Regions from separate parts of the Homo sapiens genome. Here region 2 is linked to region 1. A link is an interaction called in ENCODE POLR2A ChIA-PET data of the cell type or tissue named here. Cell type or tissue: PC-9. All regions are shown on one strand.

Evidence for each region. ChIA-PET counts read pairs that join two places held together with the same protein. Peaks named below come from ENCODE experiments on the same cell type or tissue, not always from the same donor. Only the 100,000 strongest peaks of a DNase experiment are listed, where the experiment ranks them.
Region 2: POLR2A ChIA-PET joins it to region 1 with 5 read pairs; 2 of 35 experiments call an interaction of 5 or more read pairs at or near these places.

Annotation. Positions count from the first base shown.
Region 1 is chr12:9,637,770-9,640,269 of GRCh38, forward strand. It overlaps the pseudogene LOC374443. Among named protein-coding and RNA genes, the nearest start is that of CLEC2D, 31 kb to the right of the region's middle. In PC-9, no CTCF peak of the experiment used is centred here; a DNase peak (open chromatin) is centred at 952; H3K27ac peaks cover 1,238 bases.
Region 2 is chr12:9,889,488-9,891,987 of GRCh38, forward strand. The region is part of intron 3 of KLRF2 (killer cell lectin like receptor F2); the gene reads left to right. It also overlaps a transcript of CLEC2A not described here. Among named protein-coding and RNA genes, the nearest start is that of KLRF2, 9.2 kb to the left of the region's middle. In PC-9, no CTCF peak of the experiment used is centred here; no DNase peak of the experiment used is centred here.

The DNA.
Region 1 (2,500 bases):
CTGTCAGTAGCCTTTGGATTCCCTAGACCTCATTTATGCCATGGATACTAGCGTAGCCTTTATCCATGAAACTGGAAGCTTGGCTTAATTGGCAGGAATCAGCCACACTCACCTGCACTATGTCTTTTGACTTCCGTTATCATCTGCCTCTGGATCCCTCAGATCCAGTTTTCTTTCCTAGGCCTTTGACTCAAAACTTGGAATTAAGTTTGGGACAAAAATGCATCTTGGAGTGGGTTGCATGGACTCCTTATCATAAACCAAATGCTAAAGTGAAGCTGTGGAATTGAGTCCTCTTCCAACAAGGGAGAGAAAAGGATGTCCAGTGACATGCCTAGATAACTGGTGGCTATAGTTATGCTTCCTAGGATTTGGGTGCATGTTGCTTGGCTTTGGTTAGCTCCCTTGGTCTTACTTTCCCCCACCTCCCCCCCAGAAAAACCCTCTGAGTGATGGGCAACCTATTTATTCCCATCACCTGGTAGGATTTGCAGGATAATTGCTCAGAACTAGAATATTGATCCAGATTTCTACATTACCCATCCTGTTTGTTCTTTCTGAGCTGCACACAGAGATCACTGGTTGGTTCACAGGAACAAGCAGGGTTAGTCTGAAAATGTAGGCAAAAACTGAAAAACAACTAATGAGTTTAGAATTTTAAGACAAATGTATGATAAATTTTGAAACATAATTTCTCTCTCTCCAGTCCTCATTTTTGTTAAAAACACAAATCATGATAGGACTCAGTTGTTTGCAAAATTGAATTTAGTCTTATACTTGGCCTGATTATTTGCATAAAGTGCAGCAAAAATAATTATTTCTACATAGGCCTTTTGATTGGCTTTGATGGAATGCTGTTCCACAAGTAATCTCAAATAAGATCTTTTAAAGCCACGCCCAGACATGTATTTGTATCCTCAAATACCTGTGAGTTGGGTAATCCTCTTGTCTTAAGGTTCCAAGATAAACTTGGAGCTCCTGGGCCTGTTAGAAAGTGACATTCTTTACTGATCACAGGTCATGAACCCTGTACAGGAACTGCATAGACAAGGCTCTGAGACCAGTTTCCTCAAGGGACTTTTTTTTTTTTTTTTTTTTTTTTTTTTTTTTGAGAGAGTCTCACTCTTGTTGTCCAGGCTGGAGTGCAATGGCACAATCTTGGCTCACCGCAACCGCTGCCTCCCGGCTTCAAGCAATTCTCTTGCCTCAGTCTCCCGAGTAGCTGGGACTACAGGCATGTGTCACCATACATGGCCAATTTTGTATTTTTAGTGGAGATGGGGTTTCTCCATGTTTGTCAGGCTGGTCTCAAACTCCCAACCTCAGGTGATCCGCCCGCCTTGGCCTCCCAGAGTGCTGGGATTACAGGTGTGAGCCACCACGCCCGGCCTTCCCCAAGGGACTTTTATTGGCTCTGCAAGTTGAGCTTGACTCCTTAAAGAGAAGCATACCCTTCCAGTCAAAGCCTTGGTAAAACAACCAGTTACTCCAATTGCATCCTGTTGCAAAAGAAAATGGATTTTTACTGCACTGATGCAAACAAGTATATTGCTGTAAGTTAAGAATACTCACAGATAATTTCCAAATTCTACAGGAACCAGGCAGAGAGAAGCAAATATACTCCAAATTTTGTTCACAGGAGTATACTCTACTCAATGATTAAAGGCTATAAATAGTTCAAAATATGTTTTCTTGACTCTAAAAAACAAAACAAGGATCAGCAATATCCAAGCAAAATTGAGAAAGATTGCTTCATTTTTTTGAGTTCACCCAGTTAACCCTTATTTTGCTTGATATTTATGAACATTTTAGCTCTTCATGAGTTCTGTACATTTTTCCTTTATTCCAATGTCACAATCCCCAAAGGTATGAGAAACCTGTATCTGAGAGCACTTGTAAAAGTTCTCTAGCTTATTATAAACCATCTTTTGAAAAAGATTAAAACAACAATTGTCTGTGAATAACAATATGTCCAGGGTAGTTACAGTTAGAAACACAATTGACAAAGTTTTGTTATCTCTGTAGTTTACAATAACTTAACAACTTTAATTATGATTGATAGGATATTCTTTAGACATTAGAATTTTAGAAATTCCATACAATTTTGGAACACATATTAGTATTATTCACCAAAATATGACCTAAAGAAGACTGAATACCATTTTGGCAATCCCATGTACCTAAACGTGTCACATAATCCTGTTTACCTTTCTTTTCTGAACACTCCAGGGGCCCTCTGAAGTATCTGAAAAGCCAGGTGTCAGAAAAGACAATTTTGAAACTGAAGTTTGATTTTGGAAAGCCTATTAAATATATTAGAGGCTTAAAATACTTGCTGTTATGAAATAGAATTCCGGATTACCATAAGTTATTTATTTTGCTGAAATAACAACTAAGAAATTTTTTTAAAGAAAAAACCTTGTACAGCCCTTTCATACAAATTTTGCTGACGAGCAGATTAGTGCCTTAAGGATACCTTGCTGTGCTTTTATTTGAATGC
Region 2 (2,500 bases), 250 kb after region 1:
AGAGGAATTTTGACCTCCAGACTTCCTTCAGACTGAAGATATAATATTAATTTTTCCTGGGTTTTCATCCTGTTGGCCTATTCTGTGCGTTTTGGACTTGCCTGCCCCCACAATTATATGAGACAATACCTTAAATCTCTCTCTATATGTGTATATATATGTGTGTGTGTGTGTATATATATGTATATATATACATATATACACACATATATACATATATGTAAATGCCATTGGTTGTGGCTATGGAGAACTCCAATACGGTAATACAGTGTGGAGGCAGTATAGTGCAGTGGATAAGAACATAGGCTATAGAACTAAGCTAACAGAGTTAGAGTTTCAGTTCTGATATTTATATGCTATATCAATATATAAAGTTAAATAATCCCTATGTACCTCAATTTCTTCATCTGTAAATTGGGGGTGATAATGACACCTACTCAATAGGATTTTATTTTTTATTATATACTTAAATTTTTATTACATAAATATACATGAAAGTAGAGAGAATTGTATAATAAATCTTCTTGTACCTTTAAAACAGCACCAATAATTATCAATACATAATCAATATTTTCCATCTGTATCTCCACCATCATCACTCCCTCAAACTAGATTATATTAAAGTAGTGACTAGATATTATACCATTGAATATTTAAATACTTCAATATGTGAATCTTATAGCTAAAGGCTCGTTTTGCTTAACACAATCACAATCTCACTATAACTCCTGCATTTGTTTTTGATTGATATATAACAAATTACCACACAGTTGGCAGTTTTACAACATATACTTGTTACCTCACAGTTCCCACGAGTTGGGAGTCAGGGCACGTTTAATTAAGTCCTCTGCTCAGGGTCTCACAGGCAATGCAGTGTAGATGTTGGCCAGACCACCCATCTTTCGAGAGCTGAGGTTCCTCTTCCAAGCTCTCTCTTACGGTGTTGGCACAATTATTTGTGGTTGTAGGGTACAGGTTACTGCTTTCCTTCTGGCTTTCAGCTATGACTCCTCTAAGCTTCGGGAGGCCTCTGCATGCATTTACCACGTGTCACTCTTGTACACCCTCCCGAAACATGGAAGCTGAATTCTTTAAAGGCAACAGGAGTTATCTCTCTCTTCAGGAAAGGCCTCAACCCTCTTTCATGGACTTACATCTGATTAAGCCAGACCTACTTGGGATAATCTTTCTTTAGATTAACTCAAAATCAACAGATGGGGACTCTTCTTTTGTTTTCAAAATCCCGTCATCTTGCTGTCTAACATAACCTAATCATGCAAGTGATATTTCGTCATATTCACAGGTCTTACCCATAGTTATGAAGAAATTACACAGGTCATGTGCACCAGAGGCTGGACCTATGGGGTCATTTTGGAATTCTGTCTACCGCAATTCCTAACAAAGCTAGCAAAAACTTCTTAATATCCTCTAATAGTCAGCATTAAAATGTCTTTTTTTCTTTTCATTTGATTTCTTAGAATTATAATCAAAGACTTTAATTGCATTTGGTTAATATGCCTCTTGAGTCTTAATTTATAGACACTTGTCCCCTCCTTTTAATTTTTTTTTTTTTTGCCCTTTATTTGTCAAAAGGTAGGTCATGGTTGGGCACAATTTCTCATATTCTGAATTTTCCTTTTCATATCTTCCTGGTGTCATTTAACTCTACAAAGATATTTTAGAAACTAAGTGTATATAAGGTGCTTAGAAACCTGCCTGGCCCACGACAATGGCTATATGTGTATGTTGTTATTATTATCTAAAGCATCTAATAGAGCAGTTGATATAAAGAGTTGCTCAATAAATGTTTTTCTCAATTTTCATCCTGTATTTCTTCTTCTTTTAGAAGATGGGACTTAAATCTGAGTTACCTACAATAACTCTTTTGGACAGTAAGTGTCCACATCTTGCATCTTCTGGTGTTTTACAATGCTACACTCATCATTTGGAGTATTTCCATTGTGTCTGGCAGCACTCCAGTGGTACTTCATTGACCAGTCTGTCAATATCTACATAATAAAATTATTTCATCCAAGTGGCACATTCTCACTAGTAATAGTTAATAAATATCCCCTCTCAAATCATAACTTGGGAGGTATATGAGAGGTCATTTTATACCTTTTAGCAAACAACTATGTATTTGTACAACTGAAATTACAATTTAGTTATCCTGAATCTTTTCAATTTTTTTTAAATTACAATTTTTCAGCATTGGCCACTCTTGCCCGGATACAGCATGTATTAATGAGTTAAGAATATATATGAAGTTTCATGAATCTAAATTTAGGTCATAATAACCTTCTTCAAATTATACTTGCTCAGGTTACTTTTTTAATCTTAGCTGGACATATAGTTTAATTTCTAAAAGTAATTTTTAAATAAAATTTTAGGGTCATAGTTGACAGACTAAAATATTAATGAAAATATGACATGTTTTAACTTAAAAATATTTAATCCAGCCATTCAACATTCAACAATAAGCATTTATTATATACAAAAT